2 separate regions of the Homo sapiens genome follow, and region 1 is linked to region 2. Evidence: chromatin loops called from intact Hi-C (ENCODE). Cell type or tissue: HCT116. All regions are shown on one strand. Each heading gives the region's core, and the rest is flanking DNA. Links, peaks and the distances in the headings are about the cores only.

Evidence for each region. Hi-C counts contacts between places; a loop is a spot of excess contacts. Peaks named below come from ENCODE experiments on the same cell type or tissue, not always from the same donor. Only the 100,000 strongest peaks of a DNase experiment are listed, where the experiment ranks them.
Region 1: a loop joins it to region 2, with 2.4 times the contacts of the local background. A loop is called at or near these places in 39 of 110 quality-filtered maps.

The regions. Positions count from the first base shown.
Region 1 is chr18:76,453,382-76,469,235 of GRCh38, forward strand. It overlaps ZNF516 (zinc finger protein 516), which reads right to left. Exons shown (of 7, transcript NM_014643.4): 2 at 9,647-9,760. Among named protein-coding and RNA genes, the nearest start is that of ZNF516-AS1, 30 kb to the right of the region's middle. RefSeq lists silencers at 2,714-2,793, 2,814-2,873 and enhancers at 3,710-4,211, 4,212-4,711, 6,124-6,721, 6,722-7,319. In HCT116, for the core only: no CTCF peak of the experiment used is centred there; a DNase peak (open chromatin) is centred at 6,610.
Region 2 is chr18:76,496,330-76,512,183 of GRCh38, forward strand. ZNF516-DT (ZNF516 divergent transcript) reads left to right here. Exons shown (of 2, transcript NR_164145.1): 2 at 1-1,760. It also overlaps a transcript of ZNF516 not described here. Among named protein-coding and RNA genes, the nearest start is that of ZNF516-DT, 8.9 kb to the left of the region's middle. RefSeq lists an enhancer at 3,583-3,632. In HCT116, for the core only: no CTCF peak of the experiment used is centred there; no DNase peak of the experiment used is centred there.

The sequences.
Region 1 (15,854 bases), core at 2,826-10,825, 46 kb before region 2:
CTCCTTCCCACAAAAACAGAACAGATCACTCGCTATTCATTACAAAAGCCATGGAAGCACTGGGTTTTCACTTTGACTCCGTCTACATCTTACACTACAATAGTTAAAGCTAAAGTTGCGCATAACTCAGAAACACTGAAAACCTAGGGAACACCAGAGAAAATGAAAACTCATCAATTTCTATCTTTAAAACAAATATGGAAAATCAGAAGGCCTTCGATGAACTGCAGCAAGAACCCAATTTAGAAGTGGCTTAAAGATTTTACGGAGCCTAAACTCAAAACTGTGGAAACTGTTAACTAATTCAGTGTCTTAATATAAAATTTCTTAAAATTTTTCTTAGAAATGATCAGCAGTGAAAACAAAACAATGGTGCAGAAACTCGTATTTTTTAACTGGGTGACACTTCCTAGTCATTACTAAACATGCTTTTTCGAAATTTCTATGAGTTATCATAAAATATATTTTAACTGAAATTTGTTTCTACAAATAAGCTGTATATACTATGCCATGTAAACCAGCAGCAAAGAACAATGTTCGCCTCCCAAACACACAGTCCTATTTTCCAACCACTTGATTAAAACCAACATTTCTCTCCCAGTATAAGAATACAGATTGCAATTAATACCTATCTGACATTCTCTTGTCCCTCTGTGCTTTTTGTGAAAGACCCTAGAAGTCCCCACCATCAAATGAAAGAAAGAACTGTGCCCAAGAATACAAAGAGAGATAATTGTATGCAGTAAGCCATAAGGCATTCTGTTAAACATTACCTTCCGATGTAGTGCTGTTTAGCACAGAAGTCAGCGCCCAAAAAAATCCCTTCATTAAGAGCTCATAGAGGAAAAACAAACACGTCAATAATCAATTTTACCAAATTCTAAGCAATTGCTTACGCATTTTTTGTTAAAAGAAAAAAACAGATACGCTGAAACTAAGAAGATTTTGATAGGATAGCTGAAAGGCGTATTGTGCAAGGAATTACTTAAGATTTTGTTTATCATTGTACAAACACCAATCAATACTTTAAGATGATCAAAATTACAAAAGGACAAATCTTTCCCAAATGCTTTACTATATATAGCACATGTACTATAACCAGTTTAAATTTTCCAGCTCCATTACTGCCAATAACGACTGTAACATGACCTAGTTTATCACTAACATACACAGCACCTTTGAAAGCAGTTGGCTATTTCAGCTGCTTAAGGAGAGTGATCTATCAGAGAATGTTTACAAAGAGCAATTCCTGACAAAAACATGATGTCACATTTCCATAGGATTTACCCTGCACTGCCTGTCTAAAAATATTTTTTCAAACACACTTAATGACACATTACTGCAAGTTCCAGGCTTTGAAGATAAAAGAAGATCTATTCTTTCCTTGCAGGAAACAAAAAAGGATAAACAAGCAAAATTCCACTACAACTCCCTGTAACAATGTTGTTACATTATTCAGCTACAAAAGTTAAGAAAACTTTGCACCTGAAGTGATCATAAACAACCTTGCAGAAATGAGGGTGGGCACATTTTTCTAAGCCAAAACATCTTGCCCAGCAACAGCTTCTGGTAAAAATAAATTTAAAACGTAACAAGGCATAATGTTTAACTTCAGAATTGCCAACCCCCGCCCCATCCCCTTGGTCCCCAAAGAGGACAGTTATCTACCCTTTATCCCAGCCTGGGTTATATGGGAATAAACTGTCACACTTTAATGGGGGAAAGCTGTCCTAAGTCAAACAGAAAGACAAACAGCAGTCACACAGTTGCTTTGCGAACATTTTCCAAGAACTCGAAGACCATGACACTAATTCAGTGACTACATCTGGATAGTCCGTTTGGTCACAGAAGGTCCATGTTTGAAATTAAGGTCAGAACAGTCACGGGTTTACGCAGTGGAAGAATGCATTCATTCTACAACCACGGTCATTTTTCCTCTCTCTTTTCCTGCAACTTCTCTCCTACCCCAACCTGGAGGCACACAGCAACACACACAACCCTAGACTCCTTTTCTCTGATTTGTCCAATGCAAATGTTGTGAACAGTTGTGCAAGGCACTGCTCAGGGACAGATGGAGGCTGGAAAGGATCACTGCCGGCACAGGTGGGGGACTTCAAGGACTCAGGCCCACCTAGGCCTCCCTGCTCCCATTCAGCAGGGTGTAAGCACAGCCAAGGGCAGACAGGAGAGCCAGGAGAAGCCCCTGGCAGCCCAGGCTTGTGTTTCCAGATACTATCACATCTGATTCAAGAAAATTACATTCACCTTCATGAAAACAAACCACAGAAACAAGTACCTGGTGAAAGAAGAGACTACTTATAAACTTACTCTCAACAGGCACGTGAGATGCGCCAATGCAAGTCTGTGTCACAAAGAGTCTGCACTTACACACGTGACACGCTACACAGAGCTCTCCATGCACAAACCTCTGTGGGAGAGAAAGAAAATGAGCATGTGTGTGCAGCTTGCCCACCGAACCAAGGTACTGAAAAATGACTCCAAAGTGTGCTTCCACCTCGATTATCTAAATGAGCTGCTATTCCATTATTCTTTAATAAACACAATTGACAGCCAGAGAGACCATTGTTACCTCCCTGTTCCCCTCCCAGAGACTGGGCTCGGCATCCTCAAACAGTCAGGTATCGTCTGTAACTCAAGGAGGATGGTAGGACCCATCAATAATGAGATGCCACCAAACTCACTCCTTCCTTTGTCACTCCAGATAAAGACAGCATCAGTGCTCGCCCCTCTTCTCAGGAGCCCTGGCGAACGTGAAACAATAGATGCTCACTTTAGCTCACGCTCCTGGCCTGACTTCTTTGGCAGCTTAAACTGCTCAAGCAGAACCTTTTTCTGCCTTGCTAACTCTGGGGCGATGAGCAGTAGTGCCTATTCAGGGACCTTGCTGCAAAACAAAATCTGGATGACTAAGAATTGGAGGCAAGAGAGATAAGCACGCTGGAGACCTTGCTCAACTAAAGGCCCCAAAATCTTGCTTCCATTTTATCCATCAATAACTAAGGAGACTGTCATCCACTTAGCTGGTGTTAAGTCACATAAACTAGTGTGTTAAAAGTCGGCTCAGGGATTAGCCTATCCCGGCCAGCCTTCTGGGACCCACAGCTTCAAGCTAAGGAGTCCACCCAAGTCCAGAGCATCAGGACGCCCTCAATGTGCTTTGTAACTTTAGCCTGCCATCCACAGCCCAGGCTTCCTCCCGGGAATGTGTGTGTGGCTCATCCTCACTGGGCCACACAGTCAACCCCGACGGTCAGAATGAAGGCGCAGGTCGAGACTCTGCTGCTGCATCTTTATCTGGGTAACGTAACTCAGAAGGCAAAACTCACTGATTCACATGGGGGCTGGGGGGTGGGGGGGGGCCAGTGGCTCCATCCTAAACACAAATACTTTCTCAGCTTTACACTTAAAATCCTTTTTCCAAGCTATTCATGCAAACATATAATACTGCTTTCAATTTCTTGTTTTACGTTTACTCTGAGTTTTGTTGTTTTCCAAAATCACTTTGCTGCATTAAATATGCATCTGTTATATTGTGCTGTGAGGCTGGGTAAATCACGCACAGGTACCACCTGTTTTATCTGCAACAGTGGAAGCCACAGAAAGGGAAGACCACAGGCTTCAGATTTGTCATCAGGCTAAATTAAGCTGACAGCACAGGAGAAGGGTTATGCAGCCTGCCAGTAAGACAACACGCAGTGAACAAAAAGACATTCCCTTTTAAGCGTGTGTAGGTATATGTTTATTACACCACATGTATGTGGCAAAGAAAATGATCTACAAATGCTCCTTGCATGTAAGATTCCTTTCTGGAAAGTTCTCAACAAGGAGCTTCAGGATTTATAAACAATTTTAAGCTTTCTCTCCTTCTTAAACTGAACATATCTCCACTTTTGATAAGCAGAGCCATATTTGTTTTCTTTGAGAAGGGCAGTTATCTCAAACTAGTTCTTAAATCCCTTAAGGGAAACTACGTTAACTAAATAAGAAATCTTCCAAAACTAAATCCAAATGCAAAATCATGCTTTAAAGAGGGATGTGGGCGGCGTCTGTAATGCCAGCTCTTTGGGAGGCTGAGGCGGAAGGATCACCTGAGCCCAGGAGTTCAAGACCAGCCTGGGCAAAAATAACAAGATCCCATCTCTATATAAAGATTAAAAAATACAAATTAGCCGAGCGTGGCAGCGCATGCCTGTGGTCCCAGCTACTCAAGAGGCTGAGGCGGGAAGATCCCTGACGCCGGGGAGGTCGAGGCTGCAGTGAGCCATGATCATGCCACTGCACTCCATCCTAGGTGACTGACTCACATCCTGTCTCAAAATAAAAATAAAAAAGAGTGATATGGGGGCAACTCCCACCACTGACTTGGGTCTCAGGGACAGAAGGGTGCCAGAAATAATCAACATTTTTTTAAACCCAAGGAGGTTCCCTTTGTAAGAACATGTCGATCCAGTCTTGGAATCTAGCAGGAAAATTCCTTTCCATGCCACTCTCTGAAAGACAGCTCACTAGGACACAAATGGAAAATACTCTTTTACTTCTGCAGAGATAAGCTTCTTCTCACCTTCAAGGCCCAATGTACTTTGCAGCTACTTATTTGCAATGATATCCACCTCGGCTGGATACGTTTGCCTCACACATCAGGCGCACCATGGTTTTAAATACGCAGAGGGCCATTTTTCTCCTGACACTTCAATGCCATCATTTACTTAGCTAATAAGTGCCACGGTAGGTCCTCAGTTAACATCATCTATAGCTTCTTGGAAACTGTAACTTGATGCGAAATGACAAACAGAAATCCTTGATAAAGTCTTTTTGTTTTAAAGCTGATGTGGAAAGGAAACATGAGTTTCATTTTACGTCCTTTCACTTAAAGTTGCAGTTTCCAAAACCCTACAGACAGCACTGTGGACCCGCAGTGCATGGAGCTCCAATTCCTGACGGGCCCAAGTCCTCACAAAAAGGTGCTTTGCAAGGAAAATTATGAAAAAGAAAACGTCAGTGGGGTGGAGTTAAAAGGTTCCTATTTTCAAATACTCTTGCGCTTCTCTCCCAAGCAAGCATCCTGCACAAGGCTCGCTCTCCCTCCCAACACAGATGTTTCGGGGGGCATTTTCTAGACAGGTACGAAGGGAATCCCGTCCCTGAGAGGACCAAGGGCACAGGAGTAGTGCTCGGGACCCTCAGGACGGGGCATGCACTGTGGGCAACGCCAGGCCTCACCGTCGTGCGTGTGCATGCCTCACCGTCGTGCGTGTGCGTGCCTCACCGTCGTGTGTGCGTGCCTCACCGTCGTGTGTGCGTGCCTCACCGTCGTGCGTGTGCATGCCTGTAGGCAATGCCAGGCCTCACCGTCGTGCGTGTGTGTGCCTCGTGTGCGTGCCTCACCGTCGTGCGTGTGCGTGCCTCACCGTCGTGCGTGTGCGTGCCTCACCGTTGTGTGTGTGCATGCCTGTAGGCAATGCCAGGCCTCACCGTCGTGTGTGTGCGTGCCTGTGTGTAAAGGTTAGAGTGTGTGACAGTGAGTGTGGAAGCAGCTGGGTGAACATGAGAGAGACTGAGTGTCATGTGTGAGCATGTGCTAGTGTGCCCGAGGGTGTGTGTGTGTGTCTGAGAGAGCACATGTGTGTGATCTCTTAACCTACATAAAAGCACTCATTCAAATACCCTACCTGGAGGCAAACACGCATGTCCACTTCCAACAATCTACCAGCAACACTCGTGCCCATGTGCCTGGATTACCAGCTTCGCACAGAGCCAGACGCTGCAGCAGTAACGGGGCGCCGGGCCCACCTGCTGCCCCTCTCCTGTGCATAGGGCGCTCTCTCCCTGCCCCGAGCTTCGGCTTCTCCTCCATGCACGGTCACTGCTGGAGGCACACTGGACCCAGTGCCAGCTCGGGAAATCCTGGGCCGGTGACAGCCCTGACCCGTGGCCACCATCCACTCAACATCATTGAGCCCTCCCACAGGCACCCAAGCTCTCTGAGGACAGCCGTCCTAGCTTCCTTCGTGGGAGAAAACTCTGGCCCTCCACTGCCGGCCAGGGAGGCCTCGCGTGCCAAGCTGGCCCTGAGCTCAGCCCAGGATTTGTGCCATTCAGGACGTGGCGGCCGTGTGCACCCCATCGGGCACCGCGTCGCCTCCCTCGGAATGTATTCCAGCACTGTCTGCCATGATGCCAACAGCAACACTTCTCAACACCAAGCCTTTAAATGTCCAGCAGCTCCACAGCCCGAGTCAGAGTGGCCCAGCCTCCCCTGGACCTGATGCGGGGCTTCAGGAAGTGGCAGGGCAGGAGGTAGAACCGGAAGCCTCACGCTACACCAGGCACTGCTCCTGGAGCACAGTGGGTATCCCATCACAACGCGGGAGGATTCAGGGCCAACTGCAGGCCCCCGGAGACGAGGTTAGACGGTGGCAGGCAGGCTAAGAACAGGCGATCCGGCAGGCACAAGAAGGAACATACTGATGATAAGGAAACGCCGGGTGGGGTCTTTACGTAGGCAGCCTCCTTGGCATCGGGCAGGTCTGTCTCACCAGTCCCAAATAATGAATCATGTCCACTGCACTAGAATGCAGTCTTTTAACCACTATCAACATACGCCAAGGAATGCTTCCACTAACAAATGGGAAGAATGCCCAGAAAACACCGCACTGCATTTCTGGACCAGGACTCGTTCTGTTGGAATGTGCCTACCAAACACAGCAAGGGGCGACACTCACCCGAAGGTTGAAACATGCGGAACTCCGATGACTCCTAGTGCTGTTAGCAATCATAAATCCTCATCCTGGCACAGAGCACAGGAGGCACCTCTGCCTGCACTCACCGTCCAGGGCCCTCCTCCGTCTCTGCGATGCCACCCTCATTTCACAGACGAGGACGCTGAGGGTCAAAGCTGTGAGCCACATCCCTCGACAAGGCTGTGAGCCCATTCCCTGTCTTCCTGCCTCCCTGTTACCACCTTCCAGGCCCCCGCTCTCTGGTGCCTGGAATGAGCATTCTGGAGTTGTCAGAACATTCCTTGACCTTCCAATAAAAGGGGTACAATCTAAATACAAAGTAACATCCGGGGCTACAAAAGCGACCACTGTGGCCATCACCTATGAACCTCTAAGACCCCAAATCAACACAAAGCAAGAGGCCACACCATCCTGAGCAGCTGGCAAGTCGGCCACTGACCAGTAAAAAAACTGGGAGGAAGGTGGCTGATCGATCCTGTTTTCCTCCCTTTTTCAACGAGCCCAGTTGCTCATGAAAGACAAGTAGACAGCTCTACTCTGCTTCTGTTCAGGGCTAGAGAGGTTCTGGAATTGTGCAAGTCATGTCAGAGCACACCCCGAGAGAGAGATCACTTGCAAAAAGCTACAGTGAAAATAAGAATCAAAACTCCCAAACCGGAGAAGCCATGCCACATGATCGCCTCGCTTGTTCATGGCGGGTAATTACTTAACCCTTTGTTTTTCCAGAAGTAATAGAAGGGCCTTTTTAAACAACATACTGCCCGCCACGGTGGCTCACGCCTGTAATCCCAGGACTTTAGGAACCCGAGGCAAGTGGATCAATTGAGGTCAGGGAGACCAGCCTGGCCAACACGGTGAAACCTCATCTCTACTAAAACTACAAAAAAAAATTAGCCGGGCGTGGTGGCGCATGCCTGTAATCCCAGCTACTTGGGAGGCTGAGGCAGGACAATCGCTTGAACCCGGGAGCCGGAGGTTGCAGTGAGCTGAGATCATGCCACTGCACTCCAACCTGGGCGACAGAGCCTGACTCCATCTCAAAAAATAAATAAATAAATAAAAATAACAACATACTGAACGGGGCTGACTTATCTGCCTAAACCAAGCTCCTCCTGGACACTCCGTCATCACTGCACACTGACCATGTAATGGTGAGGCCAGTGTCTCGTCTAACAGAACACCGATCACCATGGCCGCAACAGGCACTGTGAAAAACATGTTGGCTTCCTCCGAGCCCTGTGGCACATGCCACTTCCCCACCCTCTGCTGCCTCCCTGACCAAGAGGGCCCAGGGGACCAGCGTCTCCACACACCTGGGACCAACCTGTTGGGCTACACCACTTGAGAAGCCCTGGATCACCCTATTTAATGTGGCCTTTAGAGGAAATTTGGGGGTGGAAGGAGTCATTTGTCACCTATAACTTCTGCAATTGTCAGAAATTCATTTATAGGACACAAACGTTTTGCAATCTTGCCATCCAAACGTAAAATCAGAAAACATACATCGGGTGCTTAAAATGGGCGCCTGGCACACAGTGGGCGCTTGACAAATTCAAGATCCCTTCCTCTTCAGGTCTCCATCCAAGATTCAGCAGTACCGAAAATATGCAGGGACCGCACGGGAACCAGCTTGAGGCTTGTCGCCAACAGGCGAGGGGCCCAGGTCTCATCAGATGGTCAACAGGTATCCCCCGAGTGCCCGCCATGGGCCGGACCAGCTAGCAGGCGAGAAACCCTGGGCAGCCTCACCTGGATGGGAAGGGTGCGGCGTCCAGCCCTGCAGGCGTGTGGTATGTGGGGAAACCGCTCCGCCCTCCTCCTGTGACTCTGTGGGGATGATCTTGCCCAAGCCCGGATATCAAGCGTGCGGGCCCTGGCTCCCACCCTTCCCACATCCGGTTACCTTTTAAATTAATATGACATTTTGTATATTCTTCCAGCATCTACCTTTTTTTCAAAGTGTTTCTGCCACAGAAGCGTGTTTCCAGCCTCCGCCGATGAGCGCTGGTGACCATGCCCACGGGACACACTTCCACGCCAGAGGCCACCCCATCACAGTGGGGAGCGGGCAGGACTTGCACCAGCAGCTCCAGATTTGCAAAACTCAGAGACGGCTTTGTAGGAATCCCAAGAAAACCACTTCACTACTTTAATCAAATGATGACCCAATCGATTACTGAAGAACAACACAAGACAGTTCACACCACATCTTCCTGTTCCCACAAGGGACCTACAGTCCAACACAGGCACTCCTCCAACGCCCCTTTAGTTTAGAAACATCGCCGTCAGGGCAGGTCTCAGCAGAGAGATTAGCGGTCCACCTCATTAAAGACCTGCCTGGTAACAACCGAAACCTGCCCCCGTGCGGACGCAGATGAAGCCTGCACCACACAATTCCATCACTGCGTTAGGCAGCTCTGCTCCGGCACCTCCCAGAAGAGAAGAGAGCTGTCTGCCCAAAAACATCGCCCAACTGTAATAAGCTGTGCAAACTTGGGCAAGAAAAGAAAGTGGGTCTTACTCATATGCAAGCTAATATCCTCGAGCCAATAGTTTTCCAGATCATAAAAAGGAATGGACCCCCCACCCCAGGAGCACCAAGTTCTACGATCAGCTTACACTGGCTGTTTTTCAGCAGAAAACCTCATTCACACTGTGATCCCTATGTCCTCATCAAAGTAGCCCACAGAGGCGGCTTCCCAGTTATGTGCTCTGGTTTAATTATTTTTCTTCTATTTACCATCATTTTACATTTTTCTAGCTATGCCAAGAAAAGCGACCCTACACCATAAAGTAATAACTGTTGTTTTAAGCTTGATTGAAATTCCAGGTTTGTGAAACAGAAGTCAGACGGATTGACAGGAAGGTGATCCAACTGCACCTACCTGGGCTTTCCTGGGAATGTGGAAATGCAATGACAACGCTCCCAGTTGGATGCTGGTACTCTCAGCTAAAAGTGTTCAGAGAAGGACCGAACTCCACTCGGCCTCTCTCAGATTCTGAAATGAGGAAAAGTTTAGTATTCATCTAATTATGTTTTTAAGAACCATTTGCCACTGCTTCTCTTTAAGAAAAATTAAAACAATGCCCAAGGACGTTTTGGGGCTACCGTAGGTATTTTCAGAATGAATTAAATCACCCCAAGTGGGGCTGCTGGGAAAATCCCACACAGTGTGGTTTCTAATAGGACTTCCCACATCTGTGAGGGGCAGCCAGGAGCAGGAGAAGCATTCAACAGTCACAGCACAAACGCAGCAGCGAAGGTAACCAGGACGCCGCCTAACTGTAGCAGCGGAACAATCTGCATTTAGTTGTCAATCCAGCCTATCAAAATGTCACCAGGGAACACCTGCTATGCATATGCCCTGAGCTCCTGGCATGGACTGCGCTTGGTGTGCGCATCACACTGCCGACCGCCAGAAATGCCAGGCCCCTGGGTGGCTCTCGCTCTTCTTGGGGATGGGTCTGTGGGGCGCCACCTACTCACCTCCTCCGCAGCATCTGCGTTTACAAAACACACTAGGGTACTAGGGAGCCAGTCTGTGACCGCAACGCAGACGTGCCCACTGAAATCGGTGTCCCACTTATACCTGGGACCACGGAATCCCCAGATGTTTCAGGGTGTGGCACAGCTCTCACTAGACTTGAAAGTCATTCCAAAGCGATTTGACAGCAAGCTTTAAAACAGACACTAGCAAAGTATTCATAATAAACTATTCCCACTGCCTGAGCAATAAGCAGTGCTCGAAAGCTTATGTTCTCAGTCCTGAACTACACACACTTTTCAAAAGGAAAAAAGACAGAAGAAGATCCACCGAAACAAGATCTCCCCATCACTTCCCGTTCTTTACGGCACCACGCCATGTTTCTCCATCTACAGTCTCAGAAGTGGGACTCAAGGCCGGGCGCGGGTGCTCACACCTGTCATCCCGGCACTTTGGGAGGCTGAGGTGGGTGGATCACTTGAGGTCAGGAGTTCAAGACCAGCCTGGCCAACATGGTAAAACCCCGTCTGTACTAAAAATACAAAAAAAAATTTTAGTACTTTAAAAATTTTTAATGTACTAAAGGTACATTAAAAACGTGGCACGTGGTGGCGTGTGCCTGTAGTCCCAGTCACTCGGGAGGCTGAGGTAGAAGAATCGCTTGAACCCAGGAGGTGCAGGTTGCAGTGAGTCGAGATCATACCACTGCACTCCAGGCTGGGCGACAGAGTGAGACTCAGTCTCAAAAACAGAAAGTGGGACTCACACATAGCTTGGCATGACTGGGGCCTTTGCTGTCTCAAGCTGGCATTCAGAAATCTCAGAACCATCACTGGGAAACCCCAAGAGTCATGGAGACAAAGGTGCAGAGCCCCCAGACCTATGTGGAAAGGCAGGGTGATGCGCAGTGATAGGGGACAGTGGCTCCTGGACTTGCAGGGCCTCCCTGGCACCCCCAGCCTGGCCATTTCAGATGGGGACAGTGGCCTCCTGGACTTGCAGGGCCTCTCTGGCACCCCCAGCCTTGTCATTTCAGACGGGGACAGTGGCCTCCTGGACTTGCAAGGCCTCCCTGGCACCCCCAGCCTGGCCATTTCAGATGGGGACAGTGGCCTCCTGGACTTGCAGGGCCTCTCTGGCACCCCAGCCTGGCCATCTCACTTATGGAAAGGTTAAAAAGTCTCCTTTTTTTCATGATTTAGTCAAGGCATCTTTTGAAGGGTGGGGGATGTATCATGGGAGCCTTACGCAGTTGGAGGAGCCCAAGTGGGAATGGATGCTAGAGCCCCAGTATCTTTAGTGATGCGGAGAAACTACTGGAATGCGACCCCAGGGATACAGCCGTGCATCCGATGAGGGCAGCTGCACCCTCCTCACCTTCAGGCAACCTCGAGGGGAGCCGCCAGAGGAGAGAGGCTCCAGAGGTGCCAGGGCCCAGGGCTCGCCACGCAGCTCAAGGCTGGCATGCATCGTACACCAAAATGGCGTGGTCATCCACACTATCTGCTGGACATCGTGTCTTCAACATGTGTCAGTTTTTTAAACTAAGCACAAGCTATTTTCTGGCTTAGTTTCCCCTCTTCGACAGGCCACAGGGGTTGAGACCAAGGTTTCGGGTTATGCACATCCAGAGATGCTTTCCTGCCCCTGGACACCAGCTTCAGATTTGGCAGTTACAGGTGGAACAGGGCAGAAGAAACAGAAAAGATCTTACTCTTCGACAGCAGAAGAGGAGAGATTCTCTAGTCAAGGAAACTCAAAGGAGAAAGAGGCCTTTTTAAAAATCTATTTCCTTTGGGCCAAGGGGGCCAATCTGTGTCTGAGAAAGGCTGACCCTGCGGCGTCCTTGGACAGCACACGGGAGAAATGCTCCAGGATGGAGGGACAGACAGGGAAGAAACTTTATACCTTTACTTTCAGATGTATTAACCAGTAACAGACAAAGGCAGGGCTGGAAAGAGGCGAAAATACGAGTAAATGTTTACAAGACCAACCCCTGATGTGCTGCGATGAGAAGGGCCTCTCCCTGCGGGAGAAGGTTATCTTCCTCCCGGGAACGATAACCCTGGGCTAAACCAATCAGAAAACACGCAAGAACCCAAACTGAGGGCACAGAAGTCCCTGCACCAGGACGTCACCAGGACCTGGAGCTTATGGGTTCCACAAAACACCCGGCCAGTCCTCCTCAGAAGTGTGATGGTCACGAAAACAGAGATGGACCAAGGAGCCATCAGGGACCAGCAGGGACTTGGGAGAAGGACCCGAGCGCAGCACAGGCTCCCAGATGGGCTCCTGGGACAGCAAAGGCGAAATCCCAGGAACAGCTAGACTGCGCCCAAACCCTTCTGTTCAACACACTTCCCAGTTCAAACTTCTGCTGGGCAAAGACACACCATTTTCAATTTAAAGAGGCCCCAAGCAGTCCTCTCGATGCATTTTCTGATGATCAACTGTTTCTTCCCCCTACTTCTAATGTCCCTGGGTGACGGTCTAAGCCATACTGGAAACCATCACGTTCCCTTAGGAGTGACGTTAATTCAGGCTCCGGGAGAGATTTGATTTACGACACTAATTACTGGGTTTACTCCTAGGGTGCTTCTCACAGACGGACTCCATCCCACCCGGGCGGCCACCTCGCTCTCCACTGCTCCAGGCAGGCAGGGGCACAGGGAGGGCTCTTGCAACAGAGACTCCGTTCCCTTGGGAGTCTCAGGACCTCCTGCCCCTTGAGAACAGCATTCAGGTCTCTCTGTCAGTTCCCCACTCCCATAATGGTGCACCCATGCTGCCACGTGGACGGGATGCTGGCACGGAGGCCGACGCTCTGCACGCTCACCAGGCTACCAGCATCTGTGAGGCCCACAAGGACCAAGCCAGGTGGGATGGCGGGGACACCAAAGAGGCTACTTGGCTGGCACGGCCGGACCCAAGTGCTCTATGCAGGTGCCGGGGCCGCGCATCTCCAGGAGATCTAGTCAAGGAGAAAGGCACTCTGTGGACAGGCTCTCTAGACAGCGTGGCACACAGGACGCAGTGGTGCCTGCCTGCCAAGCCTGGGATGGGTGTGAGGCAAGACACCCAGTGGGGACACGTGCCTACAGTGGGGGCTGGAAAAGTAGAGAAGGGACCCTGGACATGCACAGGGGCCACGAGGGCCATCCCTGCTGGGACACGCACAGCTGATGCAACAGGAGACAGGATGACACAGAAGTCCCTCCACCAGGGTATCACCAGGACCTGGAGTCTATGGTGGTGATGCCACGGGCGGTGAACGTGGGGAGCAAACATGGGAAGGGATGCCCTGGGGCAGGACCCTGGTTCTGCAGCCTCACAGGGAAGGACCACCCAGAGGTGCAGGCAAAGGGCCCTGGGAGGCAGGGGGGCCCCAGAGAGGCAAAACCCAGGAGACGCTGGCCTCTGGGAAGTAAAATCAGGCAGAGGCAGCCGTGGCCTCGCTGAACCTGCAGCTGACAGCCCCTCTGGGCTGGCAGGAAGTCCTGCGTGTCTCTCGGAACCTGCAGCTCACAGCCCTTCTGGGTTGGCAGGAAGTCCTGCGTGTCTCTCGGAACCTGCAGCTCACAGCCCCTCTGGGCTGGCAGGAAGTCCTGCGTGTCTCTCGGAACCTGCAGCTGACAGCCCCTCTGGGTTGGCAGGAAGTCCTGCGTGTCTCTCGGAACCTGCAGCTGACAGCCCCTCTGGGTTGGCAGGAAGTCCTGCGTGTCTCTCGGAACCTGCAGCTCACAGCCCCTCTGGGCTGGCAGGAAGTCCTGCGTGTCTCTTGTCCCAGAGAGGAAATGATTTGGGCAAACGCTCTGCCCTGAGATCTCTCTCGCCCTAACTAGATATTAAGCACACCTCGGGGGCAGTGCTGGAATTACAGCATCCACAGGTGCTGGGCTTTCCTGGAGGCTGCAAGTAAGTGCTCAGTCAAGGAGGGGACAAGGCTTCGGAGGCTGGTGGTGGGGAGGTCCAAACCAGAGGGGAGTCCCTGCTGCTCCTTCCTAACTGGGATCTTGAGAAAGACAACAGCCCCAGCCCACTCAAAGGCTACACCTCAAAAACATGTTGCAATCTACATGGGCTGCCTCATTTTCAAAGCAGAAGTTTAGCAATTTCCTGCATTTGCAGGCATGTTCAAACTGTAAGCCCGTTCGATTCCTGAGTTATTTTTACCAAATAAATTCAAGTCCAGTTATCGAATAACTACATGCATCCCATCCCGCTCAGGGCAGCTACATATAAGTAATAAACGAAGGACAGAAATGAGTGCTTCAACTATCTGCTGACTGCTAACTCCCACTGTCATCCCAGGCAGCCTTGCAAGCAAAGAGTAGCTGCGGCGCATTCCAGACCTCCCTACGGACAGCACGCGACGGACGGCCTTGCGGGACTCCCTGCAGCAGCCAACACACCCCAGCCAGCCCGTGCCTATTCTGTGAACTGACCACTTCAGGCCACTCAAGGCATCCCAGGAGATTCTCTGGCTCTGATGGATCAAAAAGGTTCAGAAATAGAGAACTTCTGCTCTCTATGTATACAGAAATGTGTTTTTTATGTTTATCTGAAATTAGAGATATCAAAATTAGGATTGGCAGTGTCCTACAATACTTGTGATTTGGAGCAGCCCCGTGCTCTTTTAGTAAGAAAAACAATCACACTCGCTCTCTGGACAATTTAAAGTCCAAGCTTGTCCAACCCGCGGCAGCCCAACACAAATTCATAACCTTTCTTAAACATTATGAGGTTTTTTGCTGTTTTTTGTTTTTTGTTTTAGGCTCATCATTAGTGTCTTTTTTTTTTTTTTTTTTTGAGACAGGGTCTCACTGTCGCCCAGGCTGGAGTGCAGTGGTGCAACCTTGGCTCACTGCAACCTCGGCCTTCCGGGCTCAAGCGATCCTCCCACCTTGGCCTCCCTAGTAGCTGGGACTACAGGTGTGCACCACCACACTCAGCTAATTTTTTTTCTATTTTTTGTAGAGACGAGGTTTCGCCATGTCAGCCAGGCTGGTCTCAAACTCCTGAGCTCAAGTGATCTACCCACCTCGGCCTCCCAAAGTGTTGTGATTACAGGTATGAGCCAACGCGCCCGGCCGTGTTAGCATCTTTTATGTGTAGTCCAAGACAGTTCCTCTTCTTCCAATGTGGCCGAGGGAAGCCAAAAAATTGACACCCCTGAAAACTGTCACTTGAGAAGAGTAACTTAAAATGCTGAGCCATCTTCCCCATCAGTTCCTTGTTTAGTCCTCAAAGAGTGTTTGTTGCCAGGACTTTATTTATCACTCCATTGTATATTATATGTCCTTCAACAATGGAAGGTCCTGAACCACTAAACCACACTGCTACAAAGAAGCACTTGGGGAGAGCCTCCAGGTCTGAAGAGTTCTAATGTCTCCAACTTCCCAGCCCGATTTTAAAGGCATTTAATGTTCATTCTTGAATAGTTTTGGATTTTGTAATGAAGTCATGATGTTTCTACATGTTTAGCTCTGTACGCCTGAATATAAATAACCGAGGTAGTCAAATCAGGGTGTGCGAATGTTCCCTTTACTGGAAGAAAGTTTTTGCCTTCTCCCAGCAAAATATAAAATTAGTCAACTGTGCAGTGTGG
Region 2 (15,854 bases), core at 5,535-13,534:
TGGATTCCGTCCAAGACGCCCAACGTGGCTCCGCGTAGCAATCAGCGCTGCAATCCTGGCGGTTACCTCAGCGGCGGCGTCTCTCTCTGCGCCTCACACTCGCAGCCCGCGGCCCTCCCCAACTTAGGGCGTTTACAAAAGAAACTACTCCAGACGCGCTGCAAAGGGAGGCGCATGTGCCCGAAAGCTGGCGATCAGACGGGGGGGGCATTCTGCATGTGTGATGTTTCTGGGGGCGGTGGGGAGTGTGTGTCGGGGTCGGGGGGCGGGGGGGAGTCAGGCAGAAAGACAGGGACAACCTCCGCTATGAAGGATCCGCGAGTCCTCAAATGTAAGCTCCGTGTGACTAACGACCTGCACTGATTTGGAGAGCGGGCATGTTAAAGGTCACGGACAATTGTTGCTGGCTTCAGCATGAATGCCTAAGTGGGATGTATTCTTCAGCAATCACGTTTAAGTCTGATTCACCGAAAAGTATTGACGTGCCCACCATTCATTTCAGTACACTGTGAAAATGCACAAAGAAAGTATCCCCAAATTCAGTTAATTACAAAGCCGTAAATGTCCTTGTATACACATATTATTACATACATGTAGGTAACAACAAAGATTAAAATTTGAAGACACTTTAATAGCTTTTTGGTAGGATTTTGGAATGAATATCAGTCCTGTAAACCTACGTTCATCTGCATTCTTGGGTCTATTTTAAAGTACAAACTTGCGCTAACAATTTCCATGTGTTGAAAATGGACAAGGTAGATCATTGAATGGTGATCAAGACTTCCAAACCCCTCCACATAAAACTGTTCATGACTTGCTTCCTTTTTCTAGCCGGTTTAGGGCCCTGTCTTAAGTCACCCACATGTGATTTCACTCAGGGCATTGTCTGTCTACAATAATATTGTGCTTTTAAACCATTTCCTTTCTTACACGTTTATCTACAGTGCATGCGAAATCTGAGAGCGTAATTTGATGGATGGGCAAAGAGTTAAGTCCTGGTGTCTGGTGTGGCAGACCTAGAAAATGGCAGCTGGAGGGCCAGCATCATTTTGTTACTGACAATTGAAACGTGTTCACATTGATTGTACACAAGTCACTGGTGGTTGTTCATTTGTCAATGCACTATTCCTAGCTCACTCCACACACACAAAAAAGGTATAAAAATCAAATGTTTAATACAAGTTTCCATACTATTCCTGTAACCATATTTAGCATTGCCAACATTTCAACTGTTTTAATAGCTTCAAACACTTAAAGTAACCATTAGGGATTAAGGGCACCGTTTGCCCCTGGAATGGCCCAGGAGAGCTTCTCCTATTTTGAAAGGTTTACGTAAATTATAGTATTTGGATGGAGCAAAGTCAGCAGTATTAATGGTTGAATATTAATGGTTGATTTTGGCTACTTGTTTTATTTTAGTGATATGTGATATTTTACACATGTATGGGGTACGTGTATTTGTTACAAGCGTAGAATGTGTAATGATCAAGTCGGGGCACTTAGGGTACTCATCAGCTGGGGTATTTATTGTTTCTATGCGTTGGGAACATTTCAAGTTCTGTCTTCTATCTATTTTGAAATACACAATCCATTGTTATTAACTGTAGTCACTGTAGTCTGCTATCAAATATTAGAACTACTCCTTCTATCTAACTGTATGTTTGTACCCATTCACTAACTTCATTCCCCCCCACCCTCTATTTATAATTTTATAACAGACAATAATTTTGGTTAATGAAATAAATGGGGGAAAGAAAGCATTTTCCCTTGCTATTGTCTAACGAATTATCCGTTCAGCCTTTGGGACTCCACCCCTTTCAACGTGTGATGAAATGGTGTTCAATGGTTATGGAGTGATTGAGGACGTTTAGATTAGAAACATTCTCGAGGACTTCCATTAAAAAGATAGCTCAGAGTAAAAACCAAAAAGAACTCCGCCCCCCACAAAAAAAAAGGCCTCCAGTGCCTGAAAGCTAGAAGTGAAACTGTCTATACTATAGCATAAAATTGAAGACAAACTAAAAAATACATATTAAATATTCATGCTCAAAAATTTAAGTGCTCTGATTAGACAGTTGGGTGTGCTACTCATTAGTAAATAATATTAACCCTATCTTTGTGTAAATTTATTAGGATTGTCTATATCTGAAAAAGAAGAATTATATTATGCAATTAAGTCAAGGAGTAATCTTTTGTTTTCTGAACTAACTTAAATTTAGAGATTTCAGAGTGGATTAGGGATAAATTTGATTTAAATTATCAAGTATTCCTAGGTAAAGACTGTTTTAGGAGTACAGCTGTGCATTCCCTTTGTACTGTTTGGAATAGGTAACTATTTTGTGTATAAATGGAAATTGGCTATTTATTTAATCACTGATGGTTTCAAAAATATTACACCAATCCTAACGTGTTGGTTTTTTTTTTTTTCCTAAAATCTTTCCTTTTCATGGAACTAAAAAATTCAGAGAATACACTGTATTTGAATATGGAGGAGGGAAGAAACAGTCCTTCAGCAAGGGTGTATCGATATGGAATTTAACAGGATAATCCCCTTCGTGGATGGTGTGGCAAAATTATGATTATATTTTAAATAGAGTCTTCTATGAAGTGGTTTCAGACTGCTTAAATCTAAAGTTAACAGAATATTTTAAATCTTAATTTAGGAAACTATCTCAGTTATCGTACACATTTCTTACAAACACACACACACACAAAAGAAATCACTTCTAATGTGATCTACACCCAGAGTCTCCCGTGTTTACACTAAGATGGCTTCTTACCGAGCTTTCTCTTGTGGGGTCTTTTATTTGAGGTCAAACTGACAGTGATTTAGGTTTAATCATGGTTGAGACTTGCACGTTGCTTGAAACACTTTTGTGAAAATTTGTTCCTCCCTCTTCTGTATTCAAGTCAAAGGATGCCTTCAACAGGTAGTATGCCTGAATTTTTAGTTTGCTGAATAATCCACAAAGCATCGCCTCAAGATTGGACGCAAAATGCACCCGTGTGTGTGGGACAGAGAACGCCTTACTCATTTTCCCAGTAGCAGAAATCTTAAGAACTTTCCCACGGAACCAGCATTGTTAACAATCTGTCCTTGTTTTCCACACAGAAAAAAGAAAAAAAAAAAAAAAACCTTGCTGACCCATACACTATTGTTATTGCAACACAGATTTTCCTCTTACTGATTTTTGTGCATATATTTTGAATAATGATAAAGACGACATTAACAAATAACAATCTTGGATCACAGAGTTAGGGTATTTTTGCAATGGAGGAGAAAGCATTGTAGAAAACGTACTAGCAGTTCAAGCAACTGCAGTCACATTTTCTCACGATTTGCAGTTTTTGGTAACTCCATCAGGACTTCACAGCAGGTAGACGACCCTCAAATCTGTTCTTAATTTCAACTTAAGTAAAAGACTCTCAGCAACAGCTGGCTTCACAATTGCTGATACAGAATTCCACAGATGTGGTTGAGAACGGTTTGAAGAATAAAAGGAACTAGGCCACAGACCAGAATTCATTTAAGGAAAGACAAATTCAATAAAGATTCCTCTTTTGAAAGATTGCCCGTGTTAAGGAAGAAAGGGACTTGTTTTTCTTATTACCTTTTCTTATAATCCTACAGTATGTTAATTACTTAACAGATAGGTTGTGACCTATTAACACCACACTTTCTTACAACAGCAAAACCATTGACTTTCTCTGCCCCCAAAGCTCATTATGGCTCACCATGCATAACTGATTACATGTGCATGTTTATGCAAACTTTTCTAACGGAACTGAAAATGAAATAAGGGAACCAGCAATATCTCCTTCACTGTGGGTAGGCTAGGTACACTTGTAATGAAACTAAGTAGGGAAGACCTTTGCGTGAGATCTCATTTGACACATACATGATACAGTTCGAAGGAAAGCCGCCTTGGCATTCAGGGGGTTCGCTGGTGTAAGAAACAGAACCGTAAGAAAAGAAGTGGTCAGCATATGAATGAGTTGTCATAATTAAGGAATAAAGACATTTTGTTGATGGAGAGGCCAGCCACAGTTTTGGCGGGGGTGGGTGAGGGACTTTTTAATCATGTAATATAAAATTTACCATTGTAGCCTCTTTTTTTTTTTTTTTTTTTGAGACGGAGTCTCGCTCTGTCGCCAGGTTTTTTGAGATGGAGTCTCGCTCTGTCGCCCAGGCTGGAGTGCAGCGGTGCGATCTCGGCTCACTGCAACCTCCGCCTCCCGGATTCCAGAGATTCTCCTGCCTCGGCTTCCCGAGTAGCTGGGACTACAGGCGTGCGCCTCCACGCCCAGCTAATTTTTAGTATAATGTCCTCAAGCTCATCCATGTTGTAGCATGTAGCTAGGTACAATTTTGCCAGTCTTAAAGACACATAGATTGTACATGCAGGAGAGAACTTTTAGAAAAAACTGATTAATAGAGTGACTATAGGCTGGGCGCGGTGGCTCACACCTGTAATCCCAGCACTTTGGGAGGCCGAGGCGAGCAGATCACAAGGTCAGGAGATCGAGATCACCCTGGCTAACATGGTGAAACCCCGTCTCTACTTAAAATACAAAAATTAGCCGGGCGCGGTGGCGGGCGCCTGTAGTCCCAGCTACTCGGGAGGGTGAGGCGGGAGAATGGCGTGAACCCGGGAGGCGGAGCTTGCAGTGAGCCGAGATCGCGCCACCGCACTCCAGCCTGGGCGACAGAGCGAGACTCCATCTCTAAAAATAAATAAATACATAAATAAATAATAAAAACAGAGTGACTGTAATTTCACCAAAAACAATTCTCAAGAATTTTTCTTCTGTTACCTAAAATGATTGATTTCCTTATTTGGCTGTCTTTGTCTTTTCTCACCTTGTAAGCTTCAAAAGAAATATGACAGAAAGACTTACCTCCTTCCCAAATGGAAACCGTAACAACATGAAGCCACCCTATGGCCAAATTGGTGTTAAATTCTTTCTGGTTAGTATTTTCAGAGCTTATTTACGACTTACAAGCAGATGACTTTAAGAAAAAGAAAGAAAGTGGGGGGCGGGCACAGTGGCTCACGCCCGTAATCCCAGCACTTTGGGAGGCCGAGGTGGGTGGATCACCTAAGGTCAGGAGTTCGAGACCATCCTGGCCAACACTGTGAAACCCCGTCTCTACTAAAAATACAAAAATTAGCCAGGCGTGGTAGCGGGCACCTGTAGTCCCAGCTGCTTGGAAGGCTGAGGCAGGAGAATTGCTTGAACCACGGAGCGGGAGGTTGCAGTGAGCCAAGATCGCGCCACTGCACTCCAGCCTGGGAGACAGAGCGAGACTCTATCTAAAAAATAAAAAAATTAAAAAAATTTTAAAAAAAGAAGGAGAAAAGATGTAACGCCCAGGCATACTAAAAATCAGAAAACTAAACTTGCAGTCAATATAAAGAAACAGAGTGGTTGACACGTCAGGCACTTGAGGTGGGTTCATGAACGTGGCCGAGCACTAAGGCACCCCCAAGCTTCCTGGCCCCAAGGAAAAACCTTCATTAAGAGAATTTATCTTTCTGGGGACTGAACTAGGACAGGTGTGGATCTCTGGGCATGACTGAAGCATTCCATTTTAGAATAGACAGAGGTGTTTTGGTGTGCTCCAAACAGATGTTAAACCAATGGCATTAAGTTAAACTTGGGGAATCAAAATGAAATTTTTGTAAAGAGACAAATAGTTTGATCACGCTAATTGAGTGAGTAAATTGTATAAATTCTCACACTTTTGTGCACTTTTGTTTTTCATGGCAGCCTTATGGTAAATGGCAAAAGGAAAATGTGGGGAAGTGATACGAGATGGCTAAAACATTTTATACACTGAAAATCTAAAAAAAATTTCAGGCAAGGAGTCATCATTTAAAAAATGACAAAAGTTTAAGAAACTTCTAAATCTTAATTTTTCATATCTGTGCATTTACTTATTTATTCCACATTTACTCTGTAAGGCAGGCACTAGATCAAGTGCTCATTTTAAAAGCAGTATGTATTACATGCTTATTATGTAGGGAATCTTCCTAAGAGCTTACATTTTATGTCACTTAATATATCACAATAACCCATGAGGTAGGTGCCACTATTGTCCCATTTGGCAGATGCTGAAGGAGAGACCCAGAGTTCACAGTCCCGCCCGTCTCTCAGAGTTGGCGAATGTCAGCCATGGATTTAGAAATAGCCTCGACCATGACGCCAACCCATACATCCACCTACATTGAGCTGTACGCAGCTGAAACACGACAGCCCTGGCTATTTTAAAGATAATTTTATAGACGGACAGGGCCAAATATGTGTCTTCTCACAATATGTTTAGGAACTTGTCACACACTCTCATGTCCAGTTCTCGTTCTGCTTATTGGTCATTTGCGCTTGTGTAAGCTATGCAGCTTCTGGTTCTGTTTACGTCATCATGCACTTTGGCATTTGCCGCTTATCACAAAGTGTTGTTAGTCTTCCACATACCTAATATGTGCTACATATTTGTGCAAGAATACCTACTAACTAGCTGGTGGAGACAGAATCTCCATGCAAATGTTTCATTTGGTTTCTCAAAGGAGTTGAGCTGGCTTTAAAAAATATATAAAATACAAAGAAAAGCTTCAGCAGTGGGAAGAATGAGGTCAGGAATAATAAGAGTGGAAAAACAGAAAAATCAGGATCAATTTCAGCTCAACCAGTCTTAACACCAGCACACGTGGATACATGTCTAGTCATCCTTTGAACTGTCAGAAGCAGCAGAATGTTCCCCTGAGCTTCCTAGTACCCAAAGCAAAGACAAAAGCACTATGTTTACAAGATTTGTGCTGTCTGTGAAATGAGAGTGTAACGGACTCTGTTCACAATGACACTGTCACCAAATAAATTCTGACAGTGTGCCGCATAAGGATTTGGAGACAAAAACTATCAACCCATAATTGAATGAGAATTTATAGCAATTACTTTATCTGCAAAGTGGGAATCACACAGTTATTTTTAATGAGAAAAATTTAAATGTGAAAATCACTTAAAACTGTTTTCGTACTATACTAGTATGAGCAAATGTAAGTTATTTTCTTAATAGCACAGGCCCCCTCCTCAAATAGCAGTTGATATCATCAATATTATAAAACTATATGTTAATTTAAGATGTTTTAAAATATCTGAAGGCATAAAAAGTTATCTCTAATTGTGCTAATACTCTTGAACTGGAAGTCATTTCTAGAACCATTCCTTTCTCCCGCGGATTTTTAAATTGTGTTTGTTTTCAGAGTGTCCTTGGTATGGCCATGCCTAGCAGAATCTGAGATTCACACCTCAAAGTGTGAATGTTTACAAACTGTTTTCACTCAAGACCCAGTCATGCTCTTCCCCTGTGACTGCAGCCTGCCTCTTCCTCCCAAGGCGCCCTGTCTACTGCGAGGCAGGGCCCTGTAGGGCAGTGCTTGGGTTTCAACAGACAGACATGAGCCCAGAGGCTTCCTGGCAGGGAACTTGTCAGCACTTTGCTTTTCCCCCGTTAAATTCCAAAGCTAACCAGCCCTGCGCCTCTGGAAGAGAGAGGGAGGCCTCCGGACAGGCTCCTTGGTGTGCAGAAACTTCTGGGGTGTGGACTTCAAGGCATCTGAGTGAGATGCAGCGTGTGCAGGACCTGGACGGGCACTCTCGCTTCTTTATTTCCTACAGCTTAAGCCCTTTGGCTTCTAGAAAGCCTTTCTTTAAAATAAATACAGAAAAGATGTGTTACACTGTGAGTTACAATACAATACAATCATCCATTAAGTACCAAACTCTGTTCAAACAAAGTTCATGGATGGACTGACAAATTTACAAAAGCAAGGAAATCCAAAGAGGAGGGGCTGCCACTCGCCCCGGGGTCTCCCTGTAGCGCTGGGCAGGCTGTTTGTGAAAGTGGGCCAACAGAAAGAGCTGCGGGACGGTTGTTTTTCTTCTTCCCTCTCGTTCGCTTCTGAGTTCTATTACCTCAGTAAATTCAGGGTATTAGTAAAAGTGAAAAGGAATCCTTAAGCACAGCCAATTTTCTATATGTTTCTTTATTTCCAGAAAATCAATTACCCCATCCTTACACAGTGGGAAAAGCAATACTCCACCGCCCCACCCCTCCCCCACATCTCAATTTTTTTTTTTTTTGAACTTGCAATTGAGCTTATCCGGTTTTTTATATTGGGGCTTCACCTCAATGGAGCAGAGAAGAAATATTAGGCAAACTAATAATAAACTTCTATAACAAAATTCTAGGTCTTGTATTCTTTAGGAAACCTTCTTTGATAATACGATTTTACTAATATTTCCACTTGTAGAAAACATTTCTTTGGAGTAATACAAAAACGTCTAATAAAAAGGCCATATTTGTGCAGTATTATATAGACAACTGCTAAACTCTTCTCACCTTTTCAATGCTAGGAAATTTCATCTTATTTTTAAATACAATAGTGCGCACACATACTCCTATATTAAAAACTTTGATGAAACTTTGTTTCAAATTACCAATGCCACAAAAAGAATTTCAAAAACTGAAGTTGGTTTTTTAAGGACCTATAACAATATTATTTTCGTTTTATATAATGTCCTTCTCTCCCACCATGAGACGTTATTGTGCAATATTACGTCACCCTTTCTTGTCCAGTTTTGGACAAGAAACTGCAATTTTGCAGAGCAGTTAATAGTGCAAATATCCTATTCATTTCAGTACCTCTTTGCTCTTGATGAACCTAGGCAGAGAATAAAGCTAACACCGCTCATCCATCTAAGGGGATTGGAAAAAGCCTGGTTATCTAGCATGCTAAGCAAAAATATAGAAACCAAGTAAAAAACAAATTCTGATTGAAAATGTTTAAAATACAGCACCAAAAAGTGATTTCCAAAGTGTGATGTCTGTCCACATAAGGACAGTTATACATCTACACAATTGTTTCTCTCTTTCGTGTATGAAGGTGCCCATTTTCAAAGATAACATGTAGACGGTGCCATAAATATGAAGATGGGAACAATAAATTATCCACGATTATTTACAAGACAAAAAAAACAATAAAACTGCATTAATTTTTGAAAGGTCTAATCTTCCAGCGACCGGAGTGGTGGTGTTTGTATGAGTTTATGTGTCCTCATACCCGCTGTGCAGAACAGGTGACCACAATATTCCTTTTGAAATAGGAAAGGAGGGTCTATTTTATGGACTTATAATAATCACATGTGCTATTTTGAAGTGTTTTCTCATTTATTCTCTTTAACTGCTCACAACAGCAAAACAGAGTGGCTCAGAATTTTTCACACCATTTACAAGTTTAAAACTCATGGCAAAGTTGTTCTGTTTCTTACATGTCACAGTCAATTGGTTTTGAATGGTTTTGAATCCATACATGTTTTTAAAAATTATGTGTCTCAGAATATAGTTCTTAAAATCTATCTTCCCCCTCCATGTACTATAAGGAGCTTTCCTGCAGGCTTTATGAGTTTCACCCTGCTGTATGATGAAATCAAGGCAGAACAATGTCTTGAGCAATGATGTATAATTTCTAAATCCCCTGATATAATGGACACTGAGAAATTTTAATAAGAATGATGATTCTCTAACCAAGATTTTCTTGTGAAGCGTATCAGTGATAAACTGCAAATCTGTGACAATTCCTGGATGGACTCAGCTTAATCGACCAATGTCAACTGCATGCATGATTATAACTTTAGCAGTTTCCAAACAATGAATCATGTTAAACAATATTTAAGAGGCTAAAGGAACACAAGGAACATTGTGCGTAGTGCCAGTAAAACCACCAGTCATAGAGCCTAAAGTGTTAATTTTGACATGGTCATGGCACTTGGCATTATCACAATGATAACATTAGACACATAAGATGAGCAGAGGACCAGTCGTTCATTCATTCAACTGATACGAGTATTTGTTGAATTCAGATTCCCTGCGAGTCATGGTGCTAGGCCCGAGGCTTCCTCAGTGCAGACAGTGTCTCAGCCAGCAAGGAGGTTACCAGGCCTGCACAGATTTTGTACTAGGCCAGGGGACTTTGCCAAGCATTGGATTTTGACTGGAACCCCAGGCACAGGTCCCACAGCGCTATGCCTGCCCCTGTCCTATTGGCTGAAATATCTACCATGGACCCTGTGGGTCACTCCTTCCTCCATCCTGCATGGTGTCCACTGTGCATGGCCAATGGCTGCAGGAATGTGGACTAAAGCCCCAGGCCGCAAAAGGAGGCGGCGAGATTGATCTAAGCCAATGCGGTTGTCCCAGCCCCGGACTCCCAGCCCCTGCCCTGCCAGCATTTGGAGTAGATACATCCATATGACGTAATTATGGCAAGGGGACAGCAGGGAAAGTTGGCTGGGGTGGGACAGGGGGCTTCTAGCAAGGAGTCTTCTTGTGGAGAAAAGGAATTCCACGTGGGGAAATGGTGACTGGCTAGTCCTGGGGCCAGTCACCGGGAGCAGCAGTAATGTGGGGGCAGGATGCCAGTGGCTGTGCCACCCCGGGGGAGAGGGGCGCCTAGGGAGCCAGCCAGGAGGCGGAGGGAAAAGAGGGGAGGAAAATGTGGTTGTGAAGCCACCAATGTCACCCAGCTTGGAGCAGAAAACCTCCACTGGACTTTAACGAATTTTCCTTATTGTTTTAGCCATTTTATTCATGGATTTCCATTTCTTTTCATTGAAAACAACCTAAACCTGTGCTGAAATGGTGGTTTGCTTTGCACTCTTCCTCACCAGTCTGTGAGCCCAGTGAGTGGCGGGGACGGTGCAGGCGGAGAGGGCAGTGTGCGATGGTGAGACGGAGCCAAGGTCAGATCACCGAGGGGCTGGGGCTGACATTGAAGAGGCAACACAGCCAGAAGCATGGCCAGCGGCCACAGATGGGCTCTGAACAAGAGAAGACACAGTCAGATGTCTTTTTAAAGATTGCTCTGTCCTTTGAAACAGGTATGTTGTAACAATTGCTTTCTCCTCTCACTGAGGAGAAGGGTATGGTGGCAGAGAGTCAGGAAGTCCCATAATCAACCTGCAGATCAAAATCCTGAGTTGTCTCACGGACAGGTGGAGAAAGGGGTGTCTCTGGAGGAGATTGGGGAGGCACAAGGAAGAGCTGCTGGGAATCGGGGACGTCGGGAGAGACATTCACCGGGACACCTGACTCTCACAGGCTTTTCCTCAAAGACCTTGGAAGACGTGGCCACGAGTGTCAGATGCCACCGAAGCGGCAGTTGGGGAGCTGACGGTGGCGCTTCTGTTCAATTCACCAACAAGGACATGGCAGAGGCTGCAGGCAAGTAGCTTCAAGGGGCAAACAGAGCAGTCACCAGAGCCCTGCCACGGAGAAAGCGGGTGGTGGCGTCAGTGGACTCTCAGAGCTATACTTCCAAGGGTCTTGGGATGATGGACTTCTGTCTTCTATTATGGTTGTTTTAAGATGGGAGAGATGGGAGTATCTTGAACACAGACGCAAAGGCATCAGCAGAGATGAGAAGACATGATTTTAGAGAACGAAGACAGCACCGCAGACGGTAGCGAGACCCCTGGACCCCCACACTCAGCTCTTTCTGCTCCTCCTTGGTGGAGCCACTTGACTGACCACAATGCGCAAAAACACTATCACCCACGGGGCTAGGAGCCGACGTCGCTCCCATGAGTGAGTTTTGAGAAAGAGCACTGGCCAGTGTCTGGGAGAGCGAGGCTCCCCCGCCACGAGCAGGTGTCTCCTCCGTTCATAGGATCCTTCCTTGAAAGGCCCGTTCTGAGCACTGTGGAAGCAGAAGTGAACTTGCCCTTGCTCTGCTGCAGGAACCTGACCTAGCAACCATCCTTCTGTCCTTGCAGGTCTGAGACTGGTCTGCATGCCGTTCCAGACACTAGCGGCCACTCGGTACCTGCGGCCTGGAGGAGGGAAACCCCCTCAATGTGCAGGATTGCAATACTTCCCTTTCCTTTCACCAAGTTTTGTTTGAGCAACCTCAGGGCCTAGAATTCTTCTTCTGAACTCCAGAGTAGAGGAAATTGGGAATAACATATATATATATAATATATATAATATATAATATATACATTATATATGACATAATATATAATATATATCATATATCATATATACATTATATATGGCATATATATTATATATATTATATATTATATATATTATATATTATATATATTATATATTATATATATTATGTCATATATAATGTATATATTATATATTATATGTATATGTCATATATTATATATATTATGTAATATGTCATATATAATATATGTCATATGTCATATATAATATATAATATATAATATTATATGTCATATATAATATATAATATTATATGTCATATATAATATATAATATTATATGTCATATATAATATATAATATTATATGTCATATATAATATATAATATTATATGTCATATATTATATATATTATATTATATGTCATATATTATATTATATTATATATCATGTATTTTATATATTATATTATATATCATATATTTTATATATTATATATTATGTTATAGATAATGTATATATTATAATGATATCATATATAGTATATAGTATATATGATATCATATATAGTACATATATGATATATATAGTATATGATATATATAGTATACATATCATATATAGTATATATGATATATATCATATATAGTATATATGATATATATCATATATACTATATATTATATGTCATATACATATACATATACACTTTTTTTTTTTTTTTTTGAGACAGAGTCTGGCTCTCGCCCAGCCTGGAGTGCAGTGGCGTGATCTCGGCTAACTGCAAGCTCCGCCTCCCGGGTTCACGCCATTCTCCTACTTTAGCCTCCCGAGTAGCTGGGACTACAGGCACCCGCCACCACACCTGGCTAATTTTTTGTATTTTAGTAGAGATGGGGTTTCACTGTGTTAGCCAGGATGATCTCGATCTCCTGACCTCATGATGTGTTCGCCTTGGCCTCCCAAAGTGCTGGGATTACAGACGTGAGCCACCGCGCCTGGCCAATAAAATATATATTTTTAAAAAAGAAAATAGATAGAAAAAACAGTAGTGAGGAAAGAAACCAGGAAAACATATTGCCCCATTTATATAGGTGTTGGTTGTGAAAATATAATCATAGCTATCTAGGATGGCAATCCCCCATAGTCTGAAAACAAGAGAAAGAAAAGGCACAGTAAGATTTTTATTTTTGTTGGATGGAAAACAGGAAAAGTTTGTTAATACTGGACATTGACAGAAAGTCTGAATATATGAGTTTAAAAATTATGAGTAACAACTAGGAAAAATAAGAAGAAAAGTTTGTTAAAAACTTGAGGGAATCATGGCAAATAGAAACACAGTTGCAGAATAAGTTAAAGCACATTGGTGATAAATCAGAAGGCTCTAAGACTAGCTTTAAAATCGAGTTATATGCTCTGCACGCGAGACAACCCTGAAACAAAACAAGAAGGGTGAATACGAAACAAGAGACACCAGGCAATATTAACAAATACAAATAAAACGTGATAGTATAAACCACAGGCAAAACAGAATGCATGATGAAAAGAAGTAAGACAGCTAATGTTGATGAAATTAAAAGAAGATTAAAGTTATGATCATTTATTTAGCTAATACTATAGCTTCAAAGCATATAGAGGCCAGGCACTGTGGCTTATGTCTGTAATCCCAGCACTTCGGGAGGCCGAGGAGGGTGGATCGATTTGAGCCCAGGAGTTCAAGACCAGCCTGGGCAATGTGGCAAAATCTCATCTCTACAAAAAATACAAAACTTAGCCAGGCATGGTGGCACGTGCCTGTGGTCCCAGCTACTTGGGAAGCTGAGGCGGGAGGATCACCTGAGGCTGGGACTTTGAGGCTGCAGTAAGCCATGATCACACTACCACACTCCAGCCTAGGCAACAGAGTGAAACCTGTCTCAAAAAACCCCAAAACAACACCATATAAGGCTAATAAATATCAAGACAAAAGTGGACAAATCATCAATTATATTAATGGACTTTCACATCTAACAGAAATAATGGATTAAGTATGCAAAACTAGCTGGGAATAACAATGAGTAAGCTTCAGCTAATAAAACACAGAATACTATTGCTAATGAAGAGAGAATACAGCCTCCTTGCAAATACACATGAAGCAGTTACTTAAAAGAAGACCCTGAGAACTTACTGACAAATTCCTAAGTGCAGAAACCATGAAGGCATTGTTCTAAACCACAAGACAAATAACTAGGAATTAACAATAAGAAAATAGCAAACCCTTCACTAAAAAAAGAGTAATTAAAAAATTGATGCCCTGAACCTGAAATAAAAAGTGGAAAGAAAAAAATTGAGCAAAAACTTAAAATACCTTACATTTAAGATACCTATTTACCTATAAATTTAAAGATTTTAAGACAAAAAAAGTCAATCAGAAATTAGAAAGTATTTAGAGAAAAAATAAATGAGGGATCTAGGTATCAAATATATGGGATTTGCCCAAGCGAAACCCAGAAAAGTCTTAAACAAAAATTCATTTATTATAAAATACATGAATGAGGGTTTCAACTCAGGAAGTTAATAACAGAAGTTGATGTCAACAGAAGTTATCAACGGTTATCCACATTTATTTTTCAAACACAATTTAATGAAATAAATAGAAATAATAATCATTCAGTTGAACAATAAAATCTAAAGCTATTTATTTTAATAAGTAAATTATCAGATAAACTCTGCCAAGTCTAAACAATAGAACAAAATAGAATAAACATAATAAATCAGTAGGAATAAATAATATGAAAATATTTTTGTATTATAAAAGAATAATGCATTTATACCAATACGCTTAAAAACAAATGTTTCTAAAATTATTTTAAGAAATATAAACTACCAGCTGGGCGTGATGGCTCATGCCTGTAATCCCAGCACTTTGGGAGGCCGAGGCAGACTGATCACGAGGTCAGGAGATGGAGACCATCTTGGCCAACATAGTGAAACCCCGTCTCTACTAAAATACAAAAAATTAGCCGGGTGTGGTGGCACATGCCTGTAATCCCAGCTACTTGGGAGGCTGAGACAGGGCAATCCCTTGAACCTGGGAGGCAGAGGTTGCAGTGAGCTGAGATCGCGCCACTGCACTCTAGCCTGGAGACAAAGTAAGACTCTGTCTCAAAAAAAAAAAAAAAAAAGAAAAGAAACAAAAAAGAAAAAAAAAAGAAAGAAATATAAGCTACCAAAATTGGCTTGAAGAATAAGGCTGGACTCAGTGGCTCACACTTGTCATCCCAACACTTTGGGAGGCTGAGGCGGGTTGATCACTTGAGATCAGGAGTTCAAGACCAGCCTGGCCAACATGCTGAAACCCCGTCTTTACTGAAAATACAAAAATTAGCCAGGCATGGTGGTGAGTGCCTATAATCCCAGCTACTCGGGAGGCTGAGGCCGGGAGAATCACTTGAACCCAGGAGTTGGAGGTTGCAGTGAGCTGAGATAGCGCCACTGCACTCCAGCCTGGGCGACAGAGCAAGACTACATCTAAAAAAAAAAAAAAATGTTATGACCTTAAGTAAACCAATAATTATAGGAAAAAAATTGAAAATCTAGTTAGGTCTGGCCAGGCACGGTGGCTCAAGCCTGTAATCCCAGCACTTTGGGAGGCTGCGGTGGGTGGATCATTTGAGGTCAGGAGTTCGAGACCAGCCTGGCCAACATGGTGAAACCCTGCCTCTACTAAAGATACAAAAATTAGCCCAGAGTGGTGGCGTGCACCTGTAGTCCCAGCTAGTCGGGAGGCTGAGGCAGGAGAATCGTCCGAACCAGGGGGGCAGAGATTGCAGTGAGCAGAGATCCTGACACTGCACTCC